Regions from separate parts of the Homo sapiens genome. Here region 1 is linked to region 2. A link is a contact called in ENCODE Hi-C data. All regions are on one chromosome and are shown on one strand. The core of a region is the stretch at or near the end of the contact, and the rest is flanking DNA. Distances in the headings are between cores, read along the strand shown. Region 1 overlaps ENOX1 (ecto-NOX disulfide-thiol exchanger 1). Region 2 overlaps ENOX1 (ecto-NOX disulfide-thiol exchanger 1).

Region 1 (5,255 bases), core at 2,418-4,917, 240 kb after region 2:
CAGGATTTCTATTCTACAAACCTTCACATAGCAAAAGAAGGGGGCAAGGATTTGTGTGAATTTCTTAAGTTCAACAAGATCTTCAAATAAAGAAATAAACTTTTTTTTTGTCAAAAGCGCTTTCATCCTTTGTGAAGCTTCTGGATGAGAGGCAAGTTGACATGAAACTTGGATTCTTAATATCCTGACAAGGTAGGTGTAGGAGAAAAGAACTGCATCAGTCAGAAATTCTCATTTGAACCTGTGGCTTTTTGTTTTGTCTTGGTGATGTTTCTTTTTAAATAACTTGTCAATTTCCCAAGTAAGAATTGTGTATAATTTCATAGTCTGCTTAGGATAGGACCAGAATAATGATGACTCTGAATAGTATGCTCACTGAGGTCTTGCGGCACGTACATGCTTATAGGATCGGGGCCCGGCCTCTGCTGCAGAAGCATCGACGGAGATGTGATCCCCCGACACCTCTCTCGGTTTATTCCCCAGGCATCTGATGAGAACGTGAAGTAGAGCCTGAACTTTTAAAAAAAACTTTCACCAGTCTTGTTACTTGGTCAGCAGAATTAATGAGCAAAGTGCAGGGCATGTTGTATGCCAAGTTCTGAGGGAAGAGATGAAAGAACCGGAGTTCAAATGCCAGGCCCCGAGCAGTTCAAAGTCTTTTCGTGCTTTTCAAAACGAGATGGACCAGAGAATGTGGCATGTGGTTTCTGAAGAAAGCACAGGACTGATTAAAGGGAAAGGAAGGCAACTAACCTTTTTTATTCCACGGGGCCCTGAAGATCTGGCCCAAAGGCAGGCAGTTGTTTTTCTTTCAGCCCTGCATATTTGGGGACACAGCCTGACAGCAAGAATTCCCATCTGGTCTTTTGTTCAAACCTCAGACAAATCCCTGCTAACTGTTGCTTGAAGCAGGAGGATGGAGGCCATAGCCCGAGGGAAACACCTTCCAGCGGTATCTTCTTGGGTGACACATCCCTTGTTTTTAGGTACACATTTGCATCTGCCAGTCACCTACATAGGAGCAGTCCTCTCAAAATGTAGCACTCTAATTCACTAACAGGGGAATTGCCAGTGCTGTAATGGAAGTGAAATTCTCCATGCTGTAAGGAATCCCCTGCCAATTTCCTCTCTGCTTAAACAGTGGGATTTTGCTTCAGACCTCCTGGGTAGTAGCTGACCCAGGAATTCTTGGAAATTCCAGAAGAGAATATCCTTCAGTTGTCACCTGCCTGTGCCGGGAGGAGGTGCTGAGGCTGCACCCACTGCAGGGCGCTCTGTCTGTGGTCCCCCAGGGCCAGCTTTGCTTGTCATCTCCATACTAAGACAAAAAGTACCCTGTAATGGGTTTTATTTTGGGGGGCAGGGAAGAGATGGAAATAATTGACTTGTTTGGTTTTTAGGAAAGGCACAATTTATTGTGTAAGGACTTATATGATACCTTGGGTTTACTTTTTAAAAAATAATCAAAATGTTTCAATATATCTCTGCTTTTTGGTTATGAAGAATATTTCATTGTACTTTTCTTTTTACCATATATAATAATTTGCAATATGTCTTTGGCTATAATTCTGCAGTATCTACAATAGAATTCTGGGTGGGGTGTTCACTCTTCTTGATCAGTTGAATCTTAAAGGGGAAAAGGAGTTCACTGGAGCAAAACTAAGATGCTGATAAAAATGAAAATCAATTTTGTTAATAAATTCAAAAATAATGACAGATTTATTGAAGCATTCATTCTAGAAGATCGGCATCCTGCTCTGAAGCCTGTGAAGATAATTTTTGATAAAAATTCAAATTTATTGTTGTTTAGTCTGCCTCCTACTGAAATGAAGCCAGACTTTAAAATCCAGATCTGTTCTTCCTTTTTCTCTTTCTCTCTCTCTTCCTCCCTCCCTCTCTCTCCCTCTCTCCTTCTCCCTTACCCTTTTCCACTCCCTTCCTCCCTCTCTCCCTCCAGGTTGACTCTGTGGGGCGGGATAGCGTTCGCAAGAAATAAAAAGGAGAAAGGAAAGAGGAAGGCTGTCCTAGATTGTAAGGCCTCAGATGGCAAAACCCGATACGTTTTAGTATTGTGAGAGTTAATAAGTCAATGCATGCAAGGCACTTCTGACTTTACTTACAGTGTTGAGCATCTAGTAAGTACTCAATAAATGTTAACTCTGCTTGTTATCTTAGTCATCCTCCAACACGTGGCCCTGGGCCTTTCCCCAAGTACGTAATCAATAAAAGTCTGTGGACTTCAATTCATATTCCCCTTCTTCTGATCTTAATGTTTTCGATGCCTTTGTCCCAGAAGTTGATAGGAGGATGATAACCCTGAGAACATTTGCTCTAATTAAATTGAAATGGCAAGTATTAAAGAGGCATGTTCAAACAAAATGTTCAGAACTTTATACGTACAAAATTCAGTGTCACATGGCGAACAGGCCATGGCCCAGAGAGCTTTAACCCAGCACTGTTTTGATTATCTACATTTTGTATGTCCAAGGTGCTGTGGACCCAGGGCACACAGAGTTAGTTAGATACAGGGTACCCAGTTCTCTAGGGTGTAAGACTCATTTGAAAAAAGTGTTTTCAGTTAAAAATATTAGGGATGTCCTAAAGCTGGTAAATTAAATTTATTATAAACCAAAATGAACATCACTACATAGTGTATGTACCTCACCCAATATTTGATGAGTGTACTTTGAACACAAATGTTAGAAGAGTAAAACTAAAAAGTCCCTTGCTCAGTAGACAATCATTATGCCTTTCCATAATACACAAACAAATGTTTTTGGATTTTAACTGCATTTCATTTAAACTCTGAGCTCCTTATAGGAGCAGACACTCTAAATTATGAAGAGTGTTTTTCTGAGCTGTCAATTTTTCATGAAAATTCACCATAACATAGGTACAAAGGAATTTTTTTTTTTTTTGAGACGGAGTCTTGCTCTGTCACCCAGGCTGGAGTGCAGTGGCATGATCTTGGCTCACTGCGAGCTCTGCCTCCCGGGTTCACGCCATTCTCCTGCCTCAGCCTCCCGAGTAGCTAGGACTACAGGCACCCGCCACCACGCCTGGCTAATTTTTTGTATTTTTAGTAGAGACGGGGTTTCACCGTGTTAGCCAGGATGGTCTCGATCTCCTGACTTAGTGAGCCGCTCACCTCGGCCTCCCAAAGTGTTGGGATTACAGGCATGAGCCACCACGCCTGGCCCGGAATTTTTTTTTTTTAATTTCACTAAGAATTCAAACAAGGACTTTCCAAATCTTTCAGCCACTAAATCAAATTAGGAACTCATAATTAGGTTTGGTTGGAACTAGCAGTATCAGCCTATCTGAATAGTTATATATGTAGCTGGAAGATTTATGTTAAAAAAAAAATAAGTAATAAAAATAATAATAATAGGGCTCTCTGACCATCCCATTGATTTCTTTGAATAGCAGGACAACCTATTTTTTCTGATTAAGTATTTTCTGGGTGGTAGTACTTCTGAAAGATCCTTAAAAATGCCCATCAGGAAGATTATAATCAGGCACAAGCTTAAGAAGAGGCTCACTGTTACCCCATCACCAGCCAGGCACAGAAGAAGGAGAGGGTTACTAAATACCAGACCAGGGTGCAGCAGCTGACTGAAGGGGCCAACTGCAAGGGGCTCTGTCATTCACACTGGTAGAAACTTCCTTTTAGGAAGCACTGAATGTAACTGAAAGCAGGCTCACCCGAGATTGGCTCAGAACTTGGCAGAGGGACAAGAGAATTCAGACACTGAAAGTGAGATGGCTCAGTCTGAGGCCACATGCCAGGATCTGAGCTCCGGGCGCCAGCAGACCCCAAGGGCAGGGGTGTCTGTGTTGAGTGGAAGCATAGAAGGATAAGCTGTTTTCACATGTAATGACAGCCGAGGGCACCATCTCCTGAAAGAGAAATAGACCAGTGGGGTGTGTCCATCACTGACCACTGAATTAAAGACAAGCATTTTCTCTTCTGGGAACCCAAGGGGGCCAAACAAGGAAATGTGATGAATCAGAACTAATGTGGCTTAAAGATGATAAAAGAAATCTTGCAAGGTGGGCTGAGTAGCCTGCTTTCTTCCTAAACTCTAAACAGAGTTTCATTTGCAAAGGAGCCAAGGCTTTCCTGTTTCTTTCCTTTTTTTTTTTTTCTTTTAATCTTGCTAATCTTGCCCAAGGAATTCAAATAAATATTTATTTTGGGTGGATTTTTAAGTTCCCTAATTTCATGTGCAGTTACAATTCCCTTTCCGTAATGGATATGCTTCTGAAAAGTGTAGAATTTTTTTTTTTTTTGTAAATTGCTTCACCTTTTAAATGCAGGAAAACAGATGCTATTTAAATTGATCCTGTAGCAGAAGATTCCATTTCAATGGAAGCACTCCTTCTGCCCAACCAGACTGTGTTTGTTTTGTAAATTCACACTTGGAGCCTAAACTGTCTTTAAGCTTAGCCCCTTTATAATCCTATTTTTATGTAGCACCTATCAATGCCATGATTCTTGACATCTCTCTCATATGTGCACAAACTTTCCATAATCTGGTATTTTATGTAAGATTAATCTGTGTTGCTGACATTGGTGTCTACAGGACCAAGGACTTTCCCTAATACTCTTAACTACTCAACTGTGCCACACCTCGGTGAAATTCAGCTGAGGCCTAGCTGAAGTTCTTAAACAATCCATACCTGTTTGATCCTAGCTTAGACCTGGGTGGGGTCTCCACAAAGTTTCCTGCATGACAGCCCAGCATGTTCCCAGCTCCTGTCAGGCCCTGGCTTCTTGCTTAGTGCTATGAGTCCCTTGAGCCTGGTGGAGGGCTTGAGCTGATGGGCAGTTGGCAGGGAGAGGAGGAGAATGAGGACATGAGCAACCAATCTTCACAAAGGGAGAGCCACTGACGCCTTGACCTGGGAAAGGTTAAGACGCATGACCAGGGAGTAGTACAGGGTCACTGCACCGCCGCCTGTGTGCAGCCCAAAGTGCCCTGATGCTTATTGACTGCCAGGAACACCATTATCTACATTACAGTTTATTATGTGTTCTGGGCATTTCATTCCGGTAAGGTTTGATGCAGGATCATTACATAGGAGAGTGGATTTAATCCTGTTTCTGTAGCAGGCTTGAAGGACACTGAGGGAATATTTATGTAATAAGATGCAAAGTTGCTATGGAAAGTACTATAGCAACCTAACGTCTTAGCAGAGCCAAGCAGCCACTTGTAACAGCAATCCAAATTTACATTTATTTTAGTGTCATT
Region 2 (5,481 bases), core at 1,478-3,977:
GATCCTTTCACCTCAGTGTCCCAAGTACCTGGTACTATAGATGTACACCATCACGCCTGGCTAATTTTTGTATTTTTGTAGAGACGGGATTTCACCATGTAGCCCAAGCTGGTCTTGAACTCCTGGGCTCACACGCCTCAGCCTCTCAAAGTGTTGGAATTACAGGCATGAGCCACTGTGCCTGGCCCTTGCTGCATTTCTTGACTGTTCCTTTGGGCCTCCCTTTTCTGTGGTTATGTAGTACTAATACTTACTTGATTTTTGTAAAGCCTATTGGATTTCATCACACTCTAACTTTTCTATTGTGCTATATGTAATTACTATATTGATATGCCACATTTACTTAAAATGTGCTATGTGTATCCCAGGCACTACTTTACATCATAACTCCATTCACCCTATAGCAGTCCTGTGATGTAGCTGCTCTTCTTATTCTGATGGCACTGTTCCTATATGCATCATATGTATTAGGAATCTGAGGCTCTGAGAGGTTAACTGACTCCGAGTAACACAGTTATCAAGTAGGAGGGTCAGGATTTGTACCTTGCAGCTCAGCTCCGGGGTATACTCTGCCTCTCTATCTGCACAAGTACAGGGAGCTTTGTCGGCTGTGCTTTTGCCTTGGCATTCTTTGCCTGCCAAACCAGGGGTGAGTCTAATCGGTGTCCTACACAGACTACACTCTAGTTAGTGGGGTGATGATAAGAGGTAGGTGCAAAACCCTAAAATATAAAATCTAGGGTAATCACTGTGAAGCAGGAATATTGAGAATTTGCTGAATTATTTTATCAATAAAATAATAATTTGCTAGGTCTGCCTTTTGATTACGCACTGTTCTCTCTCCCACTCCTCCCAGAATTATTGATAGGGAAGCAGAGGAACAAATAAAAGAGAACAGAAATTTTGATTACTGTCTTTTAAATGACTTCTAGATACAAGGAGCAACCACTTTGTGGTTGAGATTCCAACTGAGATTAAGAAAGGAGGCTGCCAGGTGAGTGAGAACACTTTATAGAGGGCCACTGAGATGATCTGAAACTCAGCAGGATTTTCACTAATTAATCCTGGTGACCTTGTTACCTAAGATAAGCATGACACCTGAACAAAGCACATGATGGCTGGCGCCATACAATCTGTGCTTTACAATTACCAATATATTATTTAATATGTCTTATTTTCTAGAAGACTGTCTCCTCATTCCAAAACAAAACCAAAGCCAATAGACAAATGAAAAATTAGGAATTATATTTGCAGTACACATGACAGATGATGGGCTAATTTCTCTGTGAAACAAGGGACTCAATTAGTAAAAAGTAACAACTCAGTGGAAGAAAACAAATAGAGAATATGAATGGGCTATTCAAAGAAAAATATAACAGCCAAGCAAAGATGGCCTCATTAATGATGGCAAAAATTAAAATAAGAGAGTATTTTTCAGTTGTCCATTGGACACAATTTAAACAGTTGATGCTATCTAGTGGTGGTGAGAAATTGTTACTCTGTTGGAAGGAGTGTAGCTTGGAATAATAATTTTTGGAGAAGTTTTAGTTCTATCTATACAAGTTAGAAAGTTATAATTGTAAGAAGACATATTGCGTATTTTTTAATTGTTAAAACTCAGAAGTAACCTAAAAGCATACCAATAGGAATATAGGTATTATAGCATACCTGTTCAATAGTACATAAAATAGCCATTAAAAAGAACAAACCCATCTATGTCAATGATACAGAACAATGTTGCATGAATATTATATATGGTATGAGCACTTTTTAATAAAATAGCAAATGTTTCCATATTTTAGGCCTGTACCAGCAAATACACACGTGTGTAAATATGCAGCTGTATATGCTTGTTTATGTGTGGGCTGCACATGAAACTTTTATGGTTATTATCTCTAGCAAGTGGGACTATGGTTGGAGGGAAGCCAACAGTTCTTGCTTAGTTCATTGAACTACTTGAAAGTTTTAGTTTAATCATACCTTACTTTTAAAGAAAAGGCCTAGAGTATATTAAAGCATTTTACTAAAGGAGTTTGTGTTTTAGTCTTTTCCAAAAGTTACTTAGCCCACCAAAATAGATATTTTTTCCTCGAGGTCCATGCTCTTAGCATGTTATAATTTCTGTTGGAATGAAAGTTGTATTATAAACACATCTTGCTAACCTTCTTCATGATGCTAACTCCCAATATTGTTCTGTATGGCACCTTTCCTACTGTCTTATCTTTTGCAACTGAGTTGATATATTCTCTGCAGTTTGGGGTCTTGTTCTGTTGTTCACAGTTTTGGATAGCTATAACGGGATAATTTATGCATACCTCAATAACAATAAAATAAGCATATTTAAATAAGTATTTCTTTTCAGAAGTCATCTAATCTGCCTGAGAGACAGTAAGACCTAAATCTGCAATTTGGGAATTGGGCTCCATAGACTTAGTTTTAAGTCCCTCTGATTCCCATATTGTTTTCCATGTCATACAGAAAATTAAGGTTGTACATGGAATACTGAATTCCATTGCAGTTTATAAAGTGACAAAGGATAAAAATAGTTCTAACTAAAGAAGATGGCTTAGCACTGAAAAGAAAAAAGTATAAAAACATCAAATAAGTATGCATGTGTTTGGAGGAGCCATTTTTTGTGAAGCATTTTGTGAATAAGCCCCTTGCATATTTGAGGATTCAGCAGGCCATAGGGCTGTCTAACTCTAAATGCTGTTCCCCTGCTTCCTTGTACAGGCACAGCTGAATTCTAGTCAGACTTGCCAGCAGGCCAGATGTGTATGAGTTTGCCAGATTTAGCTGACTGAATATTGCCATGAACTGAGAAAGTCTCTGGTAACATATTTTTACTCTGTTTGTGTCATCCTTTTTGTTATGGAAGCCGAGTGGTTTGCAGAGAAGAGAGGTGAGGAATTGGGAGACTGAGGAAAACAGAAAAACTTTCCTCATATTGTTTTGTCCTCATTAACAGGATGAAGTGTGGCAGGGGATATAAGTAGAGGATTCAGTGACAGAAAATACATACTCTTATCAGAAAGATATTTCAGTCCCAAAGATTATGTTGGCCAGCCTGTAAAAGGAAATCTGCTACTTTATAAAACAAATCCAGTTGCTTTTTATAAAACTCTACTTCTCTTTAGTCTCTGTATCTTTCATTGATTTCTCATCTATAATTCACCATAAGGATCCATTTTCCCTTTACCTGGAAGAGTGAAAAAAAGAAGAAAACAAATGAATCGTCCAGTCTGTTTAATGTTGAAATGTAGAAGTGTCTCCTTGTCACCCAGGCAAAAATAAATGAAAGCCTGCCAGAGCAACTAAGGGAAATAGTGACTAATTCCCAATGATCAGGGTTAGAAATGCTAGACTTTTCCTGAAGCCAACACAAAGCAGACCCATCCTAGAAATATCCTGGCTCCTTCAGAGTGTTCTGCTGGAATCTTAGTCCAACCTGGTAGCCCATCCAGTATTGCTTTGCCTTAAGGAAGTGAACAACCAGCTAATTGTTTTCAAATTAACTGCTGCTTGAATAAGGACACCCAGAGGAATAGTTCAGACTGGAGACTGCAAAATTCTTCCAACCAGTGAAGCCCCATCATTAACACAACAGCTGATGGCCTTTCTGCTGAAAAACTGACAGTAATCAGAAAGGTGCTTATTGGGGAGCAGAAGGGGCAGCTGTTGACTAGCAGCTGGTTCCCTAGTAAAGATGTGTCCTGTTCTTCCCAGTGGTACCAGAATCAGCAGATGCTGCCTTCTGGACAGCTCAGCACCAGGTTGGTTTCCCAGCTCTCAGAATGACCACAGAAGCAGCCTTCCAAGTAGCATGTACTCATGGTGCAGCTCTCATGGATGGGACCCCTCTAAGTCCTCTTGTGATTTCCCTCAGTGGGACACTGGGCCTAGATTTGCTTAAACTTCTTAAGACAGGAGATAGTGTGAGTGTGGGAGAATAGCAGTTGTAGTAAGTAGTACACACCCTATCAGCTATGATCTCCTAACCAACAAATCTTCGTATATCTTTTTTCTCATCATTATTGAGGTTTTTTTTGTACTTACAACCACAAAATGAATTTTTTAAAAATTTAAAACTTCTGTTAGAGACAAGATCTCACTGTGTCACCCAGTCTGAAGGGCAGTGGCATGATCATAGCTCACTGCAACCTCGAATGCCTGGGCTCAAATGATCCTCCTGCCTCAGCCTCCTGAGTAGCTGGAACTATGGGTATGCACCACACAAAATGAATCTCCTGTTTTCAGCTCAACTACTTATACGGTTGGAACCTGGCTGGTGAGGTGGAAGTGGGGTGCTATTTCTAGGCCAGAATGAGGCTCCTGAACCAGCAAGACACTAGGTTCCATTTAGACCAGGAAGATAAGTCAGAGCCACCCTGCTTCTCATTTCTGCCTTTCTTGCCTCTCCCAGGCAGGAGCTCCTCCCTTAGGCACTCATCCCTGTTCCTGTGAGGAGGTTTCTGCTAAAAGAACCATCCTCCCAGTGCCCCTTTCCTGAAATTGTGTCTTGTCCCTGGGTCTTCTGAAACCCCTTTTCTATAAGAAACAGGCTTCCTGATAGCCTCAGACCGCTTTATGGAAACCCCTACCACCTTCTGGCCATACATGAAATCTGCTGCTTCTAGAGAAGATATTTCTTTCTGTACAGTTTTGACTCCCCAAATGGTCTTGGACTTGGACATGGTATCAGAATTCTCCTGACTCTCTATTTTTCTCCCATCTGAAGTAAAAACTTTCCTACCTTAAGATATGCAGTCCAGCCACTGTCTTTCCTGCGTGTTGGGGTGGGACTCTAATGTCCTGACCTACCACTGATCTGCACTGTGAACTCTCTCCTGCTTCGCACTGCACTGTGTGCCTGCACTGGCTTGCCCAGGCTTTTCCTACTGATTGAAGCATGTGTCCTTTTCTTTTTCACTTATTCAAATTCTATGTAGCTCAGGTCTTTTACCCTCTCCCCTAGTCCCTTCCCTGGTAATCCCTGCCAATAGAGGTTTCTTTATAAAAGTTTACTGTAGCCCTTCTTTGGCACGTAGCCATATATGGCACTTGTGACAATCAGCTTTTATATAATTTACATCTTCTAATGTTAGCTAACATTTTAAGTATTGGGTGACTTATGTACCCACTTAGATGGTCAGACTTTTTTTTTTTTTTTGAGAATAGAACCTTCTGGGAACTTTCTTTGATATAATTATCATCAAGCCCAAGCATGATACTCAAGTGTCTAATAGATAATTGTGGAATGAAAGAAATAATTAATCATGAATGAATGTTTCAAGATGTTGAGAAGCCCTGCTTTCTTTTGTTGCTGATTTGCCAGTTATGACCTATCTAAATAAATTTCCTGATGTGACCTCTTAGTTCTCAGCTTCAACTTACTACGAAGTTTGAGAGATCTACAGTAGAGTAATTTGAGCTTATAAGAAAAAAACCTATTTTTAATTAAACAGTATGACTGCAAAGCAA

What was found. Hi-C counts contacts between places; a loop is a spot of excess contacts on that map. Pooled maps may share reads with other maps.
Region 1: a loop to region 2 is called in a map of mucosa of descending colon, with 3 times the contacts of the local background. The contact joins two enhancer-like sites. A Hi-C loop is called at or near these places in 2 of 168 maps with a recorded cell type or tissue (Calu3 and mucosa of descending colon) and 3 of 50 pooled maps.

Annotation. Positions count from the first base shown.
Region 1 is chr13:43,315,668-43,320,922 of GRCh38, reverse strand. The region is part of intron 11 of ENOX1 (ecto-NOX disulfide-thiol exchanger 1); the gene reads left to right. Among named protein-coding and RNA genes, the nearest start is that of ENOX1-AS2, 130 kb to the left of the region's middle. RefSeq lists an enhancer at 3,740-3,819. Within about 2 kb of position 3,667, at least 4 of the 41 ENCODE cell types and tissues checked have a DNase peak (open chromatin) inside an H3K27ac peak, as active enhancers do.
Region 2 is chr13:43,556,414-43,561,894 of GRCh38, reverse strand. The region is part of intron 2 of ENOX1 (ecto-NOX disulfide-thiol exchanger 1); the gene reads left to right. Among named protein-coding and RNA genes, the nearest start is that of ENOX1-AS2, 110 kb to the right of the region's middle. Within about 2 kb of position 2,727, at least 3 of the 41 ENCODE cell types and tissues checked have a DNase peak (open chromatin) inside an H3K27ac peak, as active enhancers do.